Linked DNA regions of Homo sapiens: region 1 is linked to region 2. A link is an interaction called in ENCODE POLR2A ChIA-PET data of the cell type or tissue named here. Cell type or tissue: endothelial cell of umbilical vein. All regions are shown on one strand. Links, peaks and the distances in the headings refer to the core of each region. The heading gives the core; the rest is flanking DNA.

Region 1 (11,878 bases), core at 2,437-10,436, 1.1 Mb before region 2:
GATAATCATGTTTCCCTTAGAGGGTTATGAGTATGGTATGGGCCAATACACATAACGTGCATGGAATGGCGATGGTGCATAGTGGCCTCGCAATCAGTGCTATCTGCTGCTGCTACCTGCCAGAGCAGAAACTTTTCCCAAAGGTGGCCAGAGACAGAAACCAGAGAAACCATCCTTCTGGACAGGCTGTCTGAGTGGCAGGGCAGGGTACAAAGCGGCCACTTTTTTTCCCGGATGGAAAGAAAGATCAATGCCTAACTTGGAGGCTTCCTTTCTCCCAAAAGACAAGAAAGACTTGGCATCTTATTCTTCAGTCTTCTTGCTCTCCCCCTTTCCACCTTTTTGGCCTTGTAATAGCTGAGTAATGAGCTAAAGAATTTTGGTTCAAAACTGTCACCTTTTAAAATTAGGTTTGCCCTAAATAACATCCTTGACTTTAAGAGAATTTTCTTAAGTTTTAGACATTTTTAATCACTGTGAGTATTCAAATTAATCACATGCAAAGCATTAGTTAGAGGCTCTTGGACATTTTCTGTTTTTAGAGCTTTGTTGGATGCTCACATGGCAATGTCTGTGCAGTCAGTTCCTACCCAGCCTCTGGGCTCTTCTTGCAGCTTATCTTGCAGAAAGAAGCCTCATCAGAATTCCAGAATCTCAGCTATGATTAGCTTACTCCACCTCAGCTCAGAAACATGCATGATTCCCTGGAGCTACCAAACGTGGGGCAGGTTTCTTGCCGTCAATTTTGCCTCTCACAATAACCCTTCCAGCCTTCTTGCCAGCTGCTCTCTTCCACATGCACCCTTGTGCCTGAGGCAAACTGAATCACTCTCGGTTCCCTCTCTCTTGTACTTTTCTCTTCCTTTTCCCTCATCCTTAAGGCTCGACTCAAATGAAGGATTCTGTGGAACCTTGATTGCTCAGTTAGAAATGAGCAAACTGTCGCAAGGACAGAAAACCAAACATCGCATGTTCTCACTCATAGGTGGGAATTGAACAATGAGAACACTTGGACACAGGAAGGGGAACATCAAACACTGGGGCCTATCGTGGGGTGGGGGGAGGGGGGAGGGATAGCATTAGGAGATATACCTAATGTTAAATGACGAGTTAATGGGTGCAGCACACCAACATGGCACACTTATACATATGTAACAAACCTGCACGTTGTGCACATGTACCCTAAAATTTAAAGTATAATAATAATAATAATAAAAAGAAATGAGCCAGCTTCTCTTTCATCTGAGCTCTACTTCCTTTTGATTCTCTCTGCTTTCTGAGATCACATCTTACATGACAATTTTTCATACTTGGCTTTATTTCCCTAGAATGTTGTTAATTGGCACCAGGTTGGAGCTCAGGTCGTATTCTTTATTCCTTGCAGAGTCTGACAGGGTCAGAACATGATAACACATTTGAGAAGTGAGAAGAAGGGAGGAAGGGGCCAGGGAAGTGAGGGGAGAATAGGGGGTGGAAGTAGGGGAAGAAGCAAATAGGGCAAGGTTTTAGTTGCCTCCCTTCTGTTCTTATGCTGTTAATTAATAATGGAACCAGTGGCCAGGCATGATGGCTCATCCCTGTAATCCCAGGACTTTGGAGGCTGAGGCAGGAGTATCGCTTGAGCCCAGGAGTTTGAGACAAGCCTGGACAGCATAGTGAGACCCTGTCTCTACAAAAATAAAAAAAAAATTAGCCAGGCATGGTGGTGGGCACCTATAATTTCAGCTACTTGGGAGGCCGAGGTGGGAGGATCATTGGAGCCCACAAGGTTGAGGCTGCAGTGAGATGTGATTGTGCCTCTGCACTGCAGCTCGGGTGACAAAGCCAGACTCTGTCTCAAAAAAAAAAAAAAAGGAACAAGAATTTGGATAAATGGAACATGAAACACAATTCATTTTTATTATTAAGTTGTATTCTGTGCATAAATTATTTCCATGTCTTCTCTCCCTTTTAAAGGTGTGCCACGTCATCACCGAGGTGAAATCTGGAAATTTCTAGCTGAGCAATTCCACCTTAAACACCAGTTTCCCAGCAAACAGCAGCCAAAGGATGTGCCATACAAAGAACTCTTAAAGCAGCTGACTTCCCAGCAGCATGCGATTCTTATTGACCTTGGTAAGTCTGTGCCATCGATTGGAGATGACAATGGAAGTTTCACTCACATGAAAAATCTGAAGAGACTGTCCAAGTTATGTATTGACCTGCCTTTAGGTTTAGCAATCAAAATTTACTACTGAGACTTTTAATTTAAAAAGCCCTAGGGTAATCACAAATGTCATCTTCAAGCATATAAAAATCTCTGTATTTTCACTGGGGAGCTTGTTAACTTTGCTTGGCATGGAGGGAGGGTGTTCATTAAGGCTGCAGTCATAATTGTGGTTCAGTCCAGTAACTCAAATATTGATAGGAGGTTTTTACAGTCAACCGAAGGAACATCCTGGAAAACGTATAGATGTTCAGAACCGAGGCTTGGTTTAATTACAGGAGCCACTCCCTCATTTTTACTGCTCACAAACAGAATTCATCAGAAAAATTGTAGAAAGCAGTTTGTGTGTGTGCCTTGAATGATTTTATTTTGGAAACTGGGTGGCACCTTGTCTCTTGAATAGTTTTTAAAATAAGAAGATGGGAACAATATACAGTCAGCCCTCCATATCTATGGGTTCTGAATTTGGGGACTCAACCAACCTCAGATGGAAAGTATTTGGGAAGAAAAATCAATGAAAACTAAACAATAATATAGATTTTAAAATATAGTAACTATCTATGTAGAATTTACATTGTATTAGGTGTTATAGGTAATCTAGAGATGATTTAAGGTGTGTGGGAGGATGTGGCCGGGCACAGTGGCTCACGCCTGTAATCTCAGCACTTTGGGAGGCCAAGGCTGGTGGATCATGAAGTCAGGAGATCGAGACCATCCTGGCTGACACGGTGAAACCCTGTCTCTACTAAAAATACAAAAAAATTAGCCAGGCATGGTGGTGGGCGCCTATAGTCCCAGCTACGCAGGAGGCCGAGGCAGGAGAATGGCGTGAACCCAGGAGGCGGAGCTTGCAGTGAGCCAAGATCATGCCACTACGCTCCAGCCTGGGTGACAGAATGAGACTCTGTCTCAAAAAAAAAAAAAAAAAAAAAAAAGTGTATGGGAGGATGTGTGTAGGTTATGTGCAAACATAGCACCATCTTATAGAAGGGCCTTGAGCACCGTGGATTTTGGTGTCTGTGGGGACTCCTGCAACCTATCCCCCGAGGATGCCAAGGGATGACTGTATTGGATAGATTTGCAGTTGCCACTGTGAAGGACTTGTTGAACTGGGGTGTGATTATGATGCACAGAGGGCCCTCCTGACTTGTCAGTGGCCATGCACAGGGCCAGGTGGCAATGCACTCCCGTTTGCCTGCCGCCTATCACCCAAGCTGCTGTCTCTACTGGTGGTGAGCTGGCTCGATGTGGTAGGAGATGGGCCCTGCTGCTTTTAGAGCATGTGGCCCTGCTTCCAGAATACCTGTTCTGGTTGCAGCTGCTGCTGCTGAAGGCTCCACAGAACACACAGTGCTTTGGGGCCCTGCGGTGGCCCGGTTCTCTGATTGTTCCTGCAGCCACGACAGAGGATGCAGTGTGAGCCGCATCAGGCAGTATGAAGTCCTTTCCTCTCAAGCCACGTAGCTAGCCTTAAAGGTTAATTTCATAACCCTTAAGGTTATTTTTTTTTTTAATTTTTTTTTTTGAGACGGTGTCTCGCTCTGTCGCCCAGGCTAGAGTGCAGTGGTGTGATCTCAGCTCACTGCAAGCTCCGTCTCCTGGGTTCACAGCATTCTCCTGCCTCAGTCTCCCAAGTAGCTGGGACTACAGGTGCCCGCCACCATGCCTAGCTAATTTTTTGTATTTTTAGTAGAGACGGGGTTTCACCGTGTTAGCCAGGATGGTCTCAATCTCCTGACCTCGTGATCCTCCCGCCTTGGCCTCTCAAAGTGCTGGGATTACAGGCGTGAGCCACCACACCCGGCCCCACTTAAGGTTATTCTTTAGCTTGAACATCATCTCTGAGAAACTTTCCCTGACTGTGGTCTCCTCTCCCACCTCAAGACTGGATGAGGTGTCTTGCTAAGCCCCCTGTAGCACCCCACACTCTCCCCATGGTGCGTATCACATTTCTCATCATCACCGTTATCTGCTTATTATCATCACTGCTGCTGCCTAACTTCACCTTGGGCCAAATGTTGTGCAAAGGGACTTAAACTCCTTTCTTTAATCCTTACAACATGATCAGGTAGATGTTGTTCTGTTTCTCTTTAGAGTTGAGAAAATAGAAACAGACAGGTTACGTAACTTGCTGAAAGTGACACAGCCGATTTGCCGCTAATCAGTGTGACTTCGGAAGCTGCACTTTTTTTTCAACTTTTATTTTAGATTCCAGGATTGCGTATGCAGGTTTCTTACAAAGGTGTATTGTGTGATGCTGAGGATTGGAGTGTGATTGAACTTGTCACCCAGGAACCAAGCATGGTACCCAATAGGTAGTTTTTCAACCCTTGCCTTCCTCCCTCCCTCTCCACCCCCCAGGAGTCCCTGGTGTCTGTTCTCATCTTTATGTCCATGTGTACCCAGTGTTCAGCTCTCATTTCTAAGTGAGAACATGTGATGCTTGGTTTCTGTTTCTGAATTAGTTTGCTTAGGGTAATGACCTGCAGCTGCATCCATGTTGCTGCAAAGGACATGATTTTGTCCCTTTCTATGGCTGCAGAGTATTGCATGGTGTCCATATATCACATTTTCTTTATCCGGTTCACTGTTACTGGGCACCTGGGTTGGTTCCATGTCTTTGCAATTGTGAATAGTGCTGTGATGAACGTGTGAGTACATGTGTCTTTTTGGTAGGATGATTTATTTTGTTTTGAGTATATACTCAGTAATGGGATTGCAGGGTCGAATGGTAATTCAGCTCTTAGCAGAACCTGTATTTCTTACTCCACCTCCCCCGCCTGTCCTTAGTATACAGCAGTGGCTCTTTATTGCCTTTTTCCCTTATAGGATACAGCCCTCTGCGGACTGGGCTGGGGCTGTTTGGCCATTATACCCTCGGCTTCTAGGACAGTGGCTGTGACACAGCAGATGCTCAAAGAATATCTTTAAGATTCAGAGTGTGAGACACTGCACTAGCACCGCCATCTCATGGGCCCTCACAACAGCCCTGGGAAGGTGGCCTGCACCCTCTCTAAGAAATGAAGAAACTGAGGTCACATGTTGACCATGGTCACAAAGTCACCTGAGGGGAGGTGACAGGAACTGAACCCACTGTCACTCTGTGTTTCCCTGGGACCCTCTGAGCGCAGGAGGCCCGTGTTGCTGTGCAGTGGCAGGCCAAGGCAATGCCTTGGTGGAGCTGGGGCCCATTTGGCCCACTGACCTGAGGAAAGCAGTTTTGTGAATTGGCAGTAGCTGCATTTGCTGACATGGTGAGTTACAGGAAATGCCATCATGTTCCTATCATGTGAAACAAAGTGAGAAATAGGTTCAGGGTGGGAGGCTGAAAGGGAGGAATGCAGACAGCCCCGCTCCCCACACTTGCTCCAAGGCTGGGAGGAGGAACGGGAAGGTGTCTCCCCTCCTGGATTCAGTCACCTTCTTCTCTTCATTCCCCTGCAGTATCCCCTCATTCTTCCACGGACACGATCAGCCCCTGCTTCTTGTTGCTCAGATGTCATCACTTTTCTGCAGAGGGAAAAGAAGAGACCAGATCAGAACAAGGGCCTCGGCGTGGCTGTGCACTCCGAAGGCACTGTGTGTGCCTGAGCCCCACCACGGCCTCCCCTGCAGGGCTCAGGCAGCCTTCCTTGAGCTGGCATGAGGTCTGTGGGAGCCCGGTCCACTGGCAGGGCTGGCTGCATTCAAGTCCTCTCCATCCCTGCCTCTCCCCACCCTCTCCCTCTGCTGCCCCCTTCTCTGACAGTGCTGACCCCCCTCTCTCTTCCCCACTCTTTCCCATCCTCGCCTGGCCTCCGGTTTGGATGCTGTCCACACACTTCCCGAGGGCCTGAGAGGACCTCCGTGTGAGGCAATGCATTTCCCAGGTCACCTCTGTGTCTCTCTCCAGGCTTTTTCCAGGGACTCCCCGGGGTCAGTCTCCTCTCCCCACTGGAACGGGGAAACTGGGATTGGCCTAGACCCGGCAGTGGAGTCCCAGGTGCCCTGCCTGCCCGGCTGACTCCGCCCAGGGAGGCCTCCCACAGAAGCTCCTCCAGACTCCACCTGTTACCTCCCCCACTCCTCTCACCCAAGGCTGTGCTGTGGCCAAGTCAGTTGTTTAGTCTACACTTTCTGTTTAGTCTACACCATGGCTACCTCAAGGCCCAGTGAAGGTGTGTAGTATAAAGCAAAATCAAATCCATATTTCAGTTTTCCTTAAAAAGTGACCTTCATATTCTGGCCAGAAGAACAGAATGGTTGGTTGGATATATTTTGAGTTTTCATGGGTTTTTGTTTTCCTGCCTCTTGTTATACTTTCTGAAATTGGCTTTTAGTCTAAACAGGTTTTTTTTTTTTTTTTTTTTTTTTGGCAATGTGTTTTCCTCCAAAGAGTAAGAATAATAGGCCTCATGGCTGGGTCGTGTTCTACAGTTTGTGAATATTTTCTCAACCTTTGTCAAATTTCATCTTTACACATCCTGTGTGAAATTGGGCACGTGCCGTTATTTCCAACTTAGAGGGGATGAATGAGCCCTTAAGAGCTTGAGTTCTCTGCCCACATTGCGAGTTACTCAGTGCCAGAAGGAGTTCTGGAACCCAGGTCTCCTCAGTCTCCATACCACATCCCTTCTAGGGCACCATGTTGCTTCTGTGTTTCTTGGCTCTGCCCACTCCATGCCAGCACAACTCTCCCCACCCCTGCTTTGGTGGAATCATGTTCCTTTGGGGTAGATCACACCAGCCAGAGGCAACTGCTCTCAGCTTAGCAGATGGTACTCATCACATTATTCTTGAAGCCTTGGGTCAGGAGCCTGCCCCACCCATCTGCATCCATTTGTCCAGCCCTCAGACAATTGCCACTGTTTTCATGTCTATTCTTTGACTCTCTATCCTGGGTAGACAACATGGACTGCCCAGCATCCTGTCTTCTGTCTGGGGCTCCCACTGTCGTCCTGACCACGCTGGGGGCTGCCAGTGACACTGGGAAACTCCTGAGGGACCCCCTTCAGGCTTCACATCATCTGCTCCCTCCCTAGCATCCCAGCCTAGAACACTTTCCAGCCATCAGCTGCATTCCCCAGTGAGGCGTGCAGCCTCTCCCATGATAGGAGGGCTTCAGCCGAAAGAACACTTCAACAGGCCCAGAAACCCAGGAGCACCATTAGATCAGAAAGCAGAAGCAAGAATGCATCTAATCTCCCCCACATCAATTGCTATAGTTTTATTAATCTGCATATTATAGGTCAGTAAGGGGATGGCACAGTTTATAATCCCTGCAAGAGTCTGATGATCTTTTGGTGACCAGAAGTGCCATTTTTTGATGGGCTTCTAGAGATCCTCCATCAGGGATACCAGACATGTTTGGCATGCCTGTGCTGCCGCGAGACGCTAAGCGTGTGTCCAGACTACACGTGTGGGTCACGGGTCCAGCAGCAGAGCTGTCATGTTGATTGTTTGCTTCTACTAAATGTATAAAGCCTGCCTGGTGTCCAGAAGAAAAGAAACTATAATCCAATTTTTTAGAATCCATAAAAGGTAAGAAGTAGGAGAACATTTAGAATCCACAAAAGATGAGAAGTAGGAGAACGGTTGGATTTTTTAGAATCCATAAAAGATGAGAAGTAGGAGAACCTCCAAAAGGAAGGAATCAGCTGAGAGTATTGAAGATGACCAAGTACAAACAGGCAGAGGGGAGCGCTTCCCCTTCTCCTCTCCCAGGCGGTGGGCTGCCTCGCTCGGCCAGGACACACAGAGCAGCATCGTGCACTTTGAGGGGCAGGTGGAGCTGCTCATCACTAGCAGGGGTGCTGGCGGGGACCACAGTGTTCTCTTCCATCTTTGAGTTGAAGTCCTGTGTGAGAAATGAGAAACCTTCATGGCAAAAGACAGAAAGGGACCTAGAATGTAACATTCAGCAGTCTTGTTATCTCACGCACCTGTCTGTCCAGTTGGGGACGTTGCTGTATGGAGGTCAGTTGAACAATCACAGTTGAGGAGCCTAATGAATTCTTGCACCACCAGCCACACACATTATTCTGAAGAGTGAGCCATTGTCTCTGATCTTATCAGGATCACATCGTGGGATCATATTTATTTGGTCATTCTGAATATACCCTTTAAGTCCAAAGTGAAATAACTAAATGTCGTTGATAAAAGGAAAGAATAAAGTGGGGTATGATTTCCTTTCACAGAGGTCTGGAATCTTCCTGCCTTTTTCAAGTCAGTCGGTGGTGCTGGCAAATGTTTAATAACCAGCTCCTCTCACCCCTCAGAGGAAGCCCTTGGTGTTCAGTGTTTGCAGATTTCCATTGTGCAACTAGTCCTCCCACACCCCATTTTAAACTACCCACTTGATGTCACTGGTCATGGAGTTGGGCTCACAGAGCCAGTGGGAGTCAACTGGAGCAGCCACTGGACTCATTCAAGTGTTTCCCAAAAACAATCTGCTCCTAGAAGGACTCTCCCTTAATCTCCTAACCCTGCCATTCAGGATGATTCCCTGCACTCTGGGAAGCACACGTTCTAGTGGGAAGACTGATACTGGGCAACTGATAACCAAGTGACTTAAACTTCTGAGGGTTACAAAGGGTGTTTGTATCCTCAGTGTCTCATTTCAGATTCTGCTCAGAGCTAAATGCAACAATGTGAGAAGATGTTAGTATCCCAGATCTTCATCCAGGAAGGAATCTTAGAGATCATTAGGTTGTAGGGTTTCTCTTCTGCAGAGGAGATAGAGGGTCGGTGTCAGATTGCTGGTTTGCCAGTACCACTCCCTGGAGAAAAGAGCAAAAGAAAGAAACTTGTTAGTCAACTGTGCAGAGCCACCGTGAGACTGAATAGCTTTGTGGGTGGCCCCGTGTTTGCTGCAAGAGACCTCTGGCCTCTTGTAGCAGCTGCCACATGGTAAACAGAGCCGAGATATCAGGAGTCTCGCTGAAAATGCAGTCAGATGGGCTCTGAATAGAGGAAGGCAGGACACTCTTGAGATGGGATGGGGTTTCTCACAGCACCGTACAGGGACCACCTGCAAGATCTCTTGAGGGGCTTGTGAAAAACACATCCCTGAGGTCACCATTCTTGACCTGCTGCTTATTGAGTTTCTGATGCCTGGGATGTGCAGGTTTAACAAGCCCCCAGATGATCCTAATAGGATTCCTGCCTGAAAATTGCTGGGTGAAGGCTCTTCCCCCTCCAAGTGATAAAGAAGGAAAAGATTGATCCTGGAAGAACATCCGTTAGATGAGCAAAATTTTGTGGAGCACTTCATGAAGAGGAATTACTAGGTCATTTAGAAATATGTTTGAATTGTGGATCATCTTGTAGGCCTTTCTGGCATATTTCTCCACTTAGATCCACAAGACACATCGAATGTCTTTTTATAAAGGGGTTTTTTAATGCCCATGTTTGACCCTCTCCACTTAACAGTCCCATTCTCATTTTATATGTGAAGGTAATCTGCTTTACAGAAAAATGTAAAGGACCTGCACTTCTCTGCTTTGTGGTAAGTTGTAAAATGCAGTTTAAAGAGGCAGGCCTCATATCCTGATAGATTTGTAGGAAGGATTGCACAGTTTTACCCAGCTTCCCTCGAGTTTGGCAGAAATTAGCTTTCCCTGAGCTGGTGTCTTCCCGAGCTAGCATGCTTCTCCTATGGGGTGTGTGGCCTTCTCTCCTGTCTTCTTGAGGCAGAGCTTCAATCTAGAATCTGTTCACAAACTGAACAAATGCAACAAACAGTAAACAGTCTTTTGCTCATAGTTAAGGTGCCTTGAGTTGGGTGTGAGGGGCTGAGTGTGTTCTCAGGGGTGCTCTGCCCACGGCTCCGGCCAACTGCTGCAGGTGCGCATCATATGGGTGGTCTTTGTGGAATGCCATCAGCACTAGCTTAGTACCTCCTAAATGGGAGCTGGAGGGCTACAGTGCTCAACACTGGATTATACGAATGTGGATTGTCCAGGAAATGCTTTTAATCCCCCTCATCCACTCTCTACCCACGTGACCTGCCTCTCCCTCTTTACTTGGTGTTTACTCAGGAATGTGGGTGAGTTGTCGTGTTAGCCTAGAACAGCCATTCCCAAACTTTGATGGAAGGATGCCATTCACTTTGAAAATTATCGAGTAGCCCAAAGAGCTTCTGTTTCCATGGATAATTCCTATCAATATTTACTATATTACCAATTAATTAAAACTGAGATTAGTATTTATTTGATTCGTATTTATTTTTACATAGCTATAATAAACTCATACATATAAAAAATTATTAAAAAATGACTGTTTTCCAAAATAAAATTAGTTAGAAATGTGACATTGTTTCTACATTTAAAAAATCTCTTTAATGTCTGATTTAATAGAATCCGCTGAATTTTATTTGCTTCATTCATTCTGTTTTGCTTGTTATTTGAAGCATATAAAGCAAAAGCTGACCTTGCACAGATCTATAGTAGGAAAAGCAGGGGGAGGGCCTCATGGACCCCTAAAAGGATCTCAGCGACCTCCAGGGGTCCTCAGGCTGACCAAACATTGAGAACTATTGACCTGGAAGAATGTAAAATAGGAAAACAGTGTCTCCCCCAATAGAATTTCGTGTAAAACGTGGACTGTGTTACAAAGTCAGATGGGTGCAGTTGTCCTGCTTAACCGCTAATCAGGAGCTGAAGGCCAGAGACTCACAGCTGTTCCCCAGCCTGGTAGTGAACCCAGAGGCCTGTCTTGCTGTGCAGTGGGACAGGAAGTTGCATTTGGGAGTCTCATAGAACACACTGGAAGATGTGTTTTAGCTTGGCCAGTTTCATGCAGGACAGATTTTCTGCATAAAGAAAATCAATGACAGTTTCTGAAACTGCATCCTGGAAGCCTTGACCAGTTTGGGTAATAACAAGAGATTTGAAAGTGTGGGGTGTACAGGTGTTTTGCTGAATCTAGGTGGTGGTGGTGATTATTATTATTTGGAATTCAGCTTTCAGTTCTACCTGCTTGTGAGTTCCAAACTTTGTGAAAATTAGTTGCTTGGACGAAACTTTTCTTTGCCTCTGGAAGGCTGTCAGAAAGCGAGATTTCCCAGCTTATGTGCAGTGTTATAGTTAATAGAGTAATGGCTCTGCAAAGTTGTTCCTTTACTTTAAATGTAATTTATTTTGCATTTGTGCTACAGAACGGTCATAAGTGTGCCCTTTTGTCCTCTTGTTTGGAAACTGGGTTTTTATAATGTGTGTGGTCTATCCGAAGATTATTGCCCATTATTGAACACCATTCATAGCAACCATTTGCATTAGGCATTGTACGTGTACTCTCCACTCTGCAAACTATGTGTTCTGTCCCTTTTTAAAAAGAGGAAGCTAAGGTTCAGAGAAGCTAGGTAGTCCATTCTGAGCTTCACGTGCCAGAGGCCATTTTGTACTTACTTCAAATGCCATTGAAATAAATGCACATCAGAGAATTGTTCTTAGCATAAGGGGCGCTACATGTAACTTTTTATTAGTGAAATGGATGATGTTCAAGGGCTGTGGTTGATTAGAAAGGCGTCCAGACCCTGGCTCCAGGGACTATGGAGCAGAACTGGAGGCCAGTGCCTGTCGAGCGGGTCCCCACACTCCATCTGTGTGACCTGACTGTGGATGGCCTGGCTCTGCCGTTAGATTGCCACGGTGCCCTCCTCTGGTTGAACCTTTCTCGAGAAGTGCTTGTTGG
Region 2 (11,755 bases), core at 3,496-11,495:
CCACCTAAAATCCCAGCATTTTGGGAGGCCGAGGCGGGTGGATTGCTTGAGCTTAGGAGTTCAAGACCATCTTGGGCAACATGGCGACACCCCCATCTCTAATAAAAATACAAAAAAATAGCCGGGCGTGGTCATGTGTGCCTGTGGTCCCAGCTACTCAGGAGGCTGAGGTGGGAAGATCACTTGAGCCCCAGGGGTGGGTTGCCAGTGAGCTGAGATCACGCCACTACACTCCAGCCTGGGTGACAGAGCAAGACCCCGTCTGAAAAGCAAACAAACAAACAAAAAAACAAAAAACAATAACAACAAACAAAAAGTTATTTACTACTTTAAAAGTTTCCACTTTCTCACATGAAATTATGATTATCATTATTGTTTTTTAGAGACAGGATGTCACTCTGTCACCCAGGCTGGAGTGCAGTGGCACAATCATAGCTTACTACAATCACAACCTCCTGGGCTCAAGCAATCGTCCTGCCTTATCCTTCTGAGTAGCTAGGACAGATGCATGCCACCATGTCGTGCTAATTTTTAGTTTTTTAAATTATTTTTCTTTTTTCTCTTCTTCTTCTTCTTTTTTTTTTTTTTAGAAACAGACCTCCTTGATTTTTTTTTTTTTTTTTTTTTTTTGAGACAGAGTCTCTCTCTGTCGCCCATGCAATTCTCTGCCTCAGCCTCCCTAGTAGCTGGGATTACAGGTACCCGCCACCACACTCAGCTAATTTTTGTATTTTTAGTAGAGACGGGGTTTCATCATCTTGGCCAGGCTGGTCTTGAACTCCTGACCTCGTGATCCACCCGCCTCAGCCTCCCAAAGTGCTGGGATTACAGGCGCAAGGCACCGTGCCCAGCTGAAACATTTTTTATATTTTCTTTTTATTTATTTATTTATTTATTTTAGAAACCTGCTAATTAATTTTTTTTTTTTTTTTTTTTTTTTTGATGGGGGTAGAAACTGGGTCTCCCTTTGTTGCTTGGGCTGGTCTTGAACTCCTAGTCTCAAGTGATCCTCCTACTTTGGCCTCTCAAAGTGCTGGAATTACAGGCATGGGACACAGGAGCCTGGCCTAAATTATTTTTTTTAAAAGAACATGTTTTAAAGCATGCTTGTTGCCATCTGAGAGACTTTTTAAAATTTATGTTTGACCTAAACTAGTAAGTCTCTGAGATAATATACATCAGTAAGGTAGGTCTCATATATCAGGTAATTTGGTGATATGGAAAAATATGGAATAGGAAATTTGTATGACACTAATAGTTTATAGAGCCCTGATCTCACTTATTTTATCTCATTATCTATAAAATACACAGGGAAATTTTCAGGAGGAAGATACTGAAGATTGAGAGGCTAGCAAGTCTGTAGCAAAGTGGAACTTAAACTAAGATTTCCTGATGGAAAATCTACTCTTTCCACTATGCCACAGTGCTTTTGGAATAAGTGTAGTAGTCTGTTCATAAAGCAGCAACTATCCTGGTTTCATTCTTGAGTGATTCAGAAAATATCATGTTTTTTGGCAGCTTTATTGAAGTTTAATTGATATGCAAAAAAATGCACTATTAAAGTTATACAATTTGGACAGGCGTGGTGGCACATGCCTGTAATCCCAGCACTTTGGGAGGCCAAGGCAGGCTGATTGCCTGAGCTCAGGAGTTTGAGGCTCAGAAATAGTGAACATACTCATCACCCCCAAAAGTTTTCTCCTGCTCCTTTATGATTCCTCCCTCTCATCTGTCCCCACCCCATGCTTTTTCTGTAACTGTAAATGTAATAAATGTTTGTATATTCTAGAGTTTCATATAAATGGAAACATAAAGTATGCACTACTTTTTGTTTGTCTTTTATTCAACATTAATTTTTTTGAGATGCATTATGCTGTTGTGTGTGTCAGTAATTCATTTCTTTTTATTGCTGAGTAGTAGTAGTCTATAGTATGTATATATCATAATTTGCTTATCCAAGAATTATAGGTGAACATTTGAGTTATTTCCAGTTTGGGGTATTTACAAATAAAGCCTCTATCAACATTCATGTTCAAGAAACTGGTAAACTGTTCTCTAAATCGGTTGTACCATTTTACATTCCCATCAACAGTGTGTGAGTGTTCCAGTTCCTCTCTGTCCTCACCAAGATGTGACATAATCAGTCTTTTTCATTTTAGCCACTCTAATAGATGTGTAGTGGTATCATTGTTATTTTAATTTGGATTCCTAATGAACTAATGATGTGGCACTTAGCATATGTTTATTTGCTTTCTGTATATCTTTGGTGAAGCGTCTGTTCAAATTTTTTGACCAATTTTTGATTGAGTTGTTTTCTTATTGATTTATGAGAGTTCTTTATATATATTTGGATTCAACTCCTTTATCAGATGTATGCTTTGCAAATATTTTCTTCCAGCGCACAGATTGTATTTTTATTCTCTTAATAGTGTCTTTCAAAGAGAAGATTTTTTTTAATGTTTACAAAGTCCAGTTTATCAATTTATTTTTTCATGGATCATGCTTTTGGTGTCATAGCTAAGAAATCTTTGCCTAACCCAGCGTCACAAAATTTTTTCCTATGTTTTCTTCTAGAAATTTTATAGTTTTATGTTTTGCATTTAGGTCCATTGAGTTAAATTTTGTTTATGCCATGAGGTATAGATCACTTTTTGCAAATGATATCCAGTTGTTCCAGCACCATTTTTTGAAAAGATTATCCTTCTCTATCTTGCCCTGAATAGAAGTCCAAAATGTTACCTTTTTTTAAATTTTAATTAAACTTTCTGTTTTGAGATCCTTGTAAAATTCACATGCAGTTGTAAGAAACAACGCAGAGAGAAGTCCTAGGTACCCCTTTACCTAGTTTCCCGCAGTGGTAACATTATAGTAATCACAACCAGGATATTGACATTGGTACAGTCAACATACAGAACAATTCTGCTGCCACCCCATTCTTAACCCCTGGTAACAACTTGTTCTCCATTTCCATAATTTTGCCATTTCAATAATGTGTAAATGGAATCAAACAGTATGCAATATTTTGAGATTGGCTTTTTTTTCACTCAGCAGACTTCTCTGGAGATTCATCTAAGTTGTGTGTATCCATAGTTTGTTCCATTTTGTTATTGAGTCGTATTCCATGGTATGGATGTACTTAGTTTGTTTAACATTTGCCCATTGAAGGGCATACGGACTGACAGCCAAGTGGAGTTTCTTTTTGAGGTTATGAAATGTTTTAATATTGATTGTGATGAAGTATTGCACAACTCTATGAATATACAAAAAACCATGGAGTTGTATCCTTTAAGAGGGTGAATTTTATAGTGTGTAAATTATATCAATAAAGCTATTAAAAATAAGAATAAAAGTACAGTCCTCTTTGTTTTTCATTTTTTGTTTTTGTTTTTGTTTTGAGATGGAGTCTCGCTCTGTCGCCCAGGCTGGAGTGCAGTGGCGCGATCTCAGCACACTGCAACCTCCACTTCCTGGGTTCAAGAGGTTCTTCTGCCTCAGCCTCCTGAGTAGCTGGGATTACAGGCACACGCCACCACGCCCAGCAAATTTTTGTATTTTTAGTAGAGACGGGGTTTCACCATGTTTTAGTAGAGATGGGGTCAGGCTGGTCTGGAACTCCTGACCTCGTGATCCACCCACTTCGGCCTCCCAATGTGCTGGGATTCCAGGCATGAGCCACCACGCCTGGCCAAATACAGGCATCTTTAAAACAGGAAAAAGAATCAGTTGAACATATCTGTCTCTATTTCAGGCTTCCATTGATCTGTGTATCTGTTCTTCCACCAATACTACGCAGTCTTGATTACTATAGCTATAAAAAGAAAGCCTTAAAATTGGGTAGACTAATTTCCCACTTTATTTTCTAAATTGTTTTAGCTCTTCTAGTTTATCAGTCTGTATAAATTTTAGAATAATTGTGTGTCTATCTACAAAAAAATCTTGTTGAAATTTCTTTTATTAGAATGATATTAAACCTTTATATCAGATGGGAATAATTAACATGTTAATTTCCCATCCATGAACACAGTATACCTCTCCATTTAGTTAAATATTTTGTGTCTTTCATTAGTGTTTTATAATTTTCAGCATACAAGTCCTGGGCATGTTATGTTTAAGTTTATACCCAAGTATCTCATTTTTTGAGTAATTGTAAATGGTATTGCATTTTTAATTTGGTATGTACATGTTCATTGCTAATATACATTCAGTTGATTCTATCAGGTGGATTTTTTTGTCTTAAAATTAATTTTCTAATTTATTAATAGCAAAAAATTGAAATAATGTATTTAAAAGTTACTCCTATATAATAGGGGTATTTCTAGCAAGTAGGAAATCTAAAAATCAATTATGCTTTAATATCACTAAGAATGTTAGAATTAATAGACTGTTTAATCACAGGTACAGTCCCATTTTATTTTTATTTTTATTTTTTATTTTTTATTTTTTTGAGTCAGAGTCTCGCTGTATTGCCCAGGCTAGAGTGCAATGGTGCAATCTCGGCTCACTGCAACCTCTGCCTCCTGGGTTCAAGCAATTCTCCTGCCTCAGCCTCCCAAGTAGCTGGGATTACAGGCGCCCGCCACCATGCCCAGCTAATTTTTGTATTTTTAGTAGAGATGGAGTTTCACCATATTGGCCAGGCTGGTCTCTTGGCCAGGCTGGTCTCGAATTCCTTACCTTGTGATCCGCCCGTCGTGGGCTCCCAAAGTGCTGGGATTACAGGCAAGAGCCACTGCGCCCAGCTTTTCCCATTTTATTTATTTTCTTGAGTCTGTACCTTTCACATATACTAAATATTATTCTTAGATACTTCATCAAAAACATGACATTTTTCTCTTAAAATTAGAACATATGTTTAATTTAAATGTTGAAAGTTAGGATTTCCTTGACTACCTTTTATATTTTCATGGCTGGATTTTTTTTTTTTTTTAGACTGGTGTCGTTCAGTATTTCTACATTGAAGACTGGCAATTCGTTAATGATTATCGACATCCTGTCAGTGTGAAAAAGATTTTTCCCGACCCAAATGGGACCAGATTAGTTTTCATTGATGAAAAAAGTGATGGATTTGTTTACTGTCCAGTAAGTCTGGAACATTTTTAAATGTTTATTTTTTGAAATGCAATATAGGGAAAAAAAGTGTTTAAAGCCTATCTCATGTAAAATTTTCTATTAATTAGTGCCAAGGATTGTAGTTCTTTGCTGTCATCTTCATAATATCATGTTTATGATAGATTTCTCATATCAAGAAAACTTTTTCCATTATTCTGTAATTTTTCATAGTGGCCATCCCAGAAAGATTTTTAATGGGAAAAATAGTTATTATATCCTAAACCACTTTCAAACTTATCATATACTTACTGCACAATACAATAATTATAGTGTATCTGCCTGTACATGACTTTTCTCTCCCAATAGGCAGTGAGCTTATCTGTGCCTTCTGCCCACCTCAGTTGATTTTCCTCTTTCCTTGAAGATCCTGAGCACAAGGAACAGGTATTTCTGTATTAGATGAGTAAAAATGGATGAACCCATTTTAAAAATCAGTCACTCATATTTTTAAACATCCTTAACTTTTTTGAAAATAGATTTAGAAAAAAGGAGATGTGCCTTTACATTAGTTAACTACAATTGGATTTTTCATTTACTTTTTATATCCTGTTAATGGTTTACTGTGTTTTTGGTCAAATTCACATAAGCTACAGCTGCTTGTGGACCCATCCTTAATACTGTTTCCAGGTGCCTAGGTCTCACTGTGTTGTCTCCCCAATGTAAACAGCCTGCTCCTCACTGCTACACTTCACTTGATACAAAGACTTACTTCCTCCCCATGCCCGCCCCTTCTTCCTTTCCTTTCCTTCCCTTCCCTTTCTCTTCCCTTTCCCTTCCCTTCCTTTCCTTCTCTTCTCTTTTTCTTTTCTTTCTTTATTTGACAAGTATAACAAATTTCCACAGATGTACCTGGATTATATATGCCAAATTCCTAATCTGCTAGTTCTTAGTCAATGCATTCCTCTCCCAATTGCAAAGCAAATGAGGATGACATAAATGAAGATAAACCTCGAGTTTCCTCTACTTAATACAGAAATTCCACCTTGTATAGGTTTCCTTTCTATAACAGGGAACTAATTAGAGCTGCCTTGAATTTCCCCTGTGTGCGTTCACCACAGTTAGAAACTGTGGCTTAGACAGAATATACAAGAGAGTAGGAGGGTAAATCAGGTATCTGTCAGGAGTTAAATTCAGAAATAGGGTGTAGCTGCTAGGAAAAGGGTAAGGAGTAAGGTCAGCCTTAAACAAGGTGATTTCAATCATTTTTACTTTCTCCATTTACAGTTCTCTTTTTCTTGATAATTTCTGTTAAAGAGCTCTCACTTTGATTGGATTTCCAGTTTTTCTGTCTGTCTAAGATGGAGACAGTTCTAGTACCTACTTTGTAGGGTTGTTAAATGAAAAGTAAATAGGATGATGCATGTAAGCTTTTAGTATAGTGTTAGCCACATAATAAGCACTAAATCTTTTTTGAAAACAGTTCGGCCACTAGTCCAGTGGCACTGATGTGCTCATCTATACAAAGTGAGAATCAGTATAGCATAGTGGTTAGAAGCAGAGACTCAGGAGCCAGACTGCCTGGGTTCAAATACTGGCTCGTCAGCCTACTAGCTGTGTGACTTTGGGCAGATTTCTCTGTACTTTAGTTTCTTCATCTGTAAAACGGGAATAATAATAGTATCTGTCTTCTAGAGTATAAGGTTAGAATTAAATGAAGTAATTAGTACAATATCTTGTAAGTAGCACTGTCCAATACAAATATAATGTGAACCAAATATGTAATTAAAAATTTTCTATTAGCTACATTTTTAAAAGATAAAAAACGAACAGATGAAATTAATTTTAATATATTTAATTTAACCCTTGAGGAATCGCCACACTGTCTTCCACAATGGTCGAACAAATTTACATTCCCATTAACAGTGTAAAAGCGTTCCTCTTTCTCCTCAGCCTTGCCAGCATCTATTGTTTCTTGACTTAATAATCGCGATTCTGACTGGTGTGCAATGGTATCTCAATATTATCATTTCAATGTGTAATTGAATATAAAAAAAGTAATGAGATATTTTACAATCTTTTTTTCATGCGAACTCTCTGTGTAGTTTACACTTAAACATATCTCAATTCGGACTTGGCACATTTCAGTGCTTAATAGGTACATCTGGCTACATGTAGATGTTATAATAGCAACTACTATGTTAAATAACACAGCTTTGTAGTATGAATTATTATTTGCAAGAATTTTATATTTCATTCTCATTTTGAGAGTAGGATGAGGCAGATATTTTTCAGTTCCCTATTCAGGATATATACAAGCCTACCTGCCTGAGTTCACAGGACTTATATGGACTGATTTTTGTAAACAGCTTATTTAGTATAATATTACAGTCAGCCCACCCTATCTGTGGGTTCCTCATCCATGGATTCAGCCAACTGTAGATCAAAAATATTCAGGGGAAAAATGGATGGTTTTGTCTGTGCTAAACCTGTGCAGAAAACTTTTGTTGTCTATATTCCCCATACAGTATGACAACTATTTACATAGCATTTATATTGTATTAGGTATTATAAGTAATCTAGAGATGATTTAAAGTATAAGGGAGGGTGTACATAGTTTATACACATATTACACCATTTTATTCAGGGATTTGGCCATCTGTGGGTTTTGCTATCCGTGGGAGATCCTGGAACCAATCCCTCATGGATGTTGAGGGATGATTGTATATTTATATTTGTTGACATGCATTTTAGAGAAGCTTTTGAAATAAAGTATCCCTAGTGTAATTTACTTCAATCATGTGAGTTAATTTGTTTCTTAATACCCACTATTATCAAATACTCAGTATTATTGAAAAATTTCTAAACACAAGTACAAGTGTGTTCGTAGTTTAAATTTCTGTCATCCTGAGCAGCTTTAATTTTTTTTCCTTAACCTGAAGCTTTGTGTCTAGACTTGTGGGTTCTCCTACAAATTTGCCAGATTTTAGATCAAACCTTGGCTTTTCCAAATAACTATAGTTTTTTCAAGCCAGACCTAGGATAGGAATGGAAAAAGAAACTTTCTTTCCTGTTGTTGTTGGAGTGATGTTAGGTTGAATATGACTCAGTAAGCTAAGCCAGCTAAGGCTGCAAACAGGCTTCTACCACGGCAAATGATAATGATTCAAGTACAGACTTGGGGCAAATCTGTAAATTTTATTTTGTAGGTCAATGACGCTACCTATGAGATTCCAGATTTTTCACCAACCATTAAAGGTGTTCTTTGGGAAAACTGGCCAATGGATAAAGGTGTATTTATTGCTTATGATGATGATAAGGTGTACACTTATGTCTTTCACAAGGACACTATACAAGGTACTAAACCCCTTTTGTGTATATTCGCTGACAGATGAATTTCCCATTGCAGTAAAATTAAAACATTCTTTCTGATGTTTGTGCTGAGTATTAGCTTTCAGCATTGCGATGTCTGTTTTATAATGTAGGAGCCAAGGTTATTTTGGCTGGTAGCACCAAAGTTCCTTTTGCTCATAAACCTTTGCTGCTATATAATGGAGAGCTGACCTGCCAAACACAGAGTGGAAAAGTAAACAACATCTACCTTAGCACCCATGGCTTTCTCAGCAACTTAAAAGATACGGGGCCTGACGAACTGAGACCAATGCTGGCACAGAATTTAATGCTAAAGAGGTAGGCTTTCACACACTTCTTTTGGAACTTCTCATTTGCTTTTGTGATTTTAAAGGTCAAATCCTATAATTATTCTATCTTATTTTATTGCTTTATTCTTTATCCTTGCAAGAATTTTTTTTTTTTTTGTAAATGTAGAAGTACAAGTGCAGTTGTGCTACATGGATATAGTGCATATGGTGAAGTCTGGGCTTTTAATGTACCCATCACCAGAATAGTGAACACTGTACCCAGTGGGTAGTATTTTATCCCTCAACCCTGTCTCACCATCCCGCCTTTTGGAGTTGCCAGTATCTATTATTCCACCTGTATGTCCATGTGTACCCATTGTTTACCTCCCACTTCTAAGTGAGAACATGCAGTTTTTGACTTTGGGGCATTTCACTTAGGATAATGACCTCGAATTCCATCCATATTGCTGCAAAAGACATGATTTCATTTTTTTAATGGCTGAGTAGTATTCCATAGTGTGTATATCTATATATACACACCACTTTTTAAAATCCAGTCATCTGTTGATGGACACTTAAGTTGATTCCATGACTTTGCTATTGTGAATAGTGCTGCAGTAAACATATGAGTGCAGGTGTCTTTTTGATAAAATGTCAAATCCTATTCAATAGATGGAGATAACAGCACTTACCTTGTTCATTTCACAGGGATATTGTGAGGCTCAGATAAGATAGTCAGCTGTTTTTATTATGAGTACTTTATTACAAGAAAAGCCCTTAAGAACAAAACGGTTTCTAAGCTTCCAGAGAGCCTAGTTATTGGGAAATCCTAATAAAATAAACCTAATTATTTCAACAATATCTTGACTTCATCATAGTGAGGTTTGATTTTGCTTTGCTTATAATTTCCTTTTACTGTTTTTTTCTCTTATCTCCTAGAGCCACCGTGAATTCCTTTGACGTTCTAATTCTTCCGAGCCTCTCTTAAATGCTGCTGTTTATTGGGGTCTCATGAGTTTCCTTCTCTTCTTACTCTAATTATTCTTCCTGAGTGAATCTCCTCTGCTTAACATGGCTCAACATACCACCCATATGAAGCTGACTCTAAAATCTGTGTCTTTATCTTAAACCTGTACTTACAACTACCTTCCAGTCATGTGTCCTTGGAAGTCCATGAGCTCTTCAAACTTGCCCTTTCTAAAACTGAACTCATCAATTTCCACAGGCCCCTATTTTCCCTCACTGTAATCACACATGCACATGCCTTAACACACATATACACCAGCTCCTTTCCTCCTCCCGTGTTCCCTCATCTTTACCCAGGCCCTCACCTGGAATAATGTGTAATGTAACTAACCACTTCCTAACTGCTCTGTCTGCCAATAGCCTTGTAACGATCTCATCTGTTCTCCACACACTTTTGAAGATGTGATTTGATCCTCTTATTTCCCTGCTCAGGATCCTTCAGTGACTTTCTATTGCCTTTACAAACAAATCCATTCCTGGGGGACCTCTATGACCTACTAGGCACTTCATGATTTAACACCAGCTCAACTGTCTCCACTCAAGTCCCTCTCTGTTCCACTGGCTGCTGAAATTGCATATATTTCATGATTCTTCCTGGAATGCCCTTTCCCTGCTCTGAATGTAGTAACCCCTCTTTCTTTACCCATCAGCGATAAGTGGAGCCATCTCCTGCTCCAGGAAGCCTTCCCCGACTTCCCCACCACCACAGGCAGTCCTGCTTGGGGTCTTTCTGATGTGTTGCCTCAGAGCCAGGATGCAGTATACACAGTGGTGAAGAGCATGACACCACTTACCTCTGTGTGCCTTGGGCTAGTCTTTTGACGTCTCTAAGCCTCATTTTCCTAATCTATAAAGGAGACATAATAATAATACTTAGTGGGTAGGGTTATTAGGGTAAGAGAATTTATGCAAAAGACTTAGCACAAAGAGTTACCTATTGTAAGTACTCAGTTACCTCTGTCAAACTATGCTATAGTCATTTGTTTCCTTATCTGTCTCTTCCACCTTCCCCAATTGTGACTGCCTTAAGGACAGCAACTGTGGTTGATTTTTGTATCATGTTTCCAAGCATGTAACGAGTTCAGTAAATGTGTGTTGGATGAAAAAATGGATAGGTGAATAGATAAATGGATGAATGAATAGATAGATGGATGTAATATATTCACTCATGTAGAGGTTCCACAAAAAGTTTAATTGGCATTTATGTTCATGTTTTAAACCAGAGGTCGGAAAACCTTTTGTGTTAAGGTCCAAATGGCAAATATTTCAAGCTTTACGGGCCATAGGGTCTCTATCGCAGCTACTCAGTCTGGCTGTTGTAGCAGGAAAGTGGCCACAGACAATCCATTAAAGAGTGGGCTGGGCCGGGGACGGTGGCTCACACCTGTAATCCCAGCACTCTGGGAGGCCGAGGCGGGCGGATCATGAGGTCAGCAGATCAAGACCATCCTGGCTAACACGATGAAACCCTGTCTCTACTAAAAATACAAAAAATTAGCCGGGTGTCATGGCATGCGCCTGTAGTCCCAGCTATTCGGGAGGCTGAAGCAGGAGAATAACTTGAACCCAGGAGGCCGAGGTTGCAGTTAGGTGAGATCACGCCATTGCACTCCACCCACCCTGGGCAACAGAGTGAGACTCCGTCTTCAAAAAAAAAAAAAAAAAAAAAAGAGTGGGCTGATCAGTGACTTTGTTCCACTCAAGCTGTATTTTCAAAACAGCACCTGACTAGATTTGGCCCATAAGCCATAGTTTGCTGACCCCTGTTTTAAACTTCTAAATTTATAGGAATAGAATACTAATTTTATTAGACTTATATGAGAACAAAAATAATATTCATCTATGTGTGAAATAAAAAGAAATAAATGAATAGGATTAGCTTAGTTAATTGAGTAGGCTTATTACAGAGTAGATTCAGATTAATAAAAGAAATTTAGGGAAAAACATTTATCTGTAAAAAAAGGAAGAAAGCTTAAGTGTTTTTTCATTACTTGTAAATGACAATTACAGGTTAAGAAATGTTTTAGACAGTTTATCTGGGG

The links. Peaks named below come from ENCODE experiments on the same cell type or tissue, not always from the same donor. Only the 100,000 strongest peaks of a DNase experiment are listed, where the experiment ranks them.
Region 1: POLR2A ChIA-PET joins it to region 2 with 8 read pairs; 1 of 35 experiments calls an interaction of 5 or more read pairs at or near these places.

What each region holds. Positions count from the first base shown.
Region 1 is chr4:38,101,043-38,112,920 of GRCh38, forward strand. TBC1D1 (TBC1 domain family member 1) reads left to right here. Exons shown (of 22, transcript NM_001396959.1): 17 at 1,957-2,115. Among named protein-coding and RNA genes, the nearest start is that of PTTG2, 150 kb to the left of the region's middle. RefSeq lists an enhancer at 5,080-5,755. In endothelial cell of umbilical vein, for the core only: no CTCF peak of the experiment used is centred there; a DNase peak (open chromatin) is centred at 5,479.
Region 2 is chr4:39,219,955-39,231,709 of GRCh38, forward strand. It overlaps WDR19 (WD repeat domain 19), which reads left to right. Exons shown (of 37, transcript NM_025132.4): 15 at 4,930-5,079; 16 at 8,256-8,403; 17 at 8,532-8,736. Among named protein-coding and RNA genes, the nearest start is that of WDR19, 43 kb to the left of the region's middle. In endothelial cell of umbilical vein, for the core only: no CTCF peak of the experiment used is centred there; a DNase peak (open chromatin) is centred at 8,147.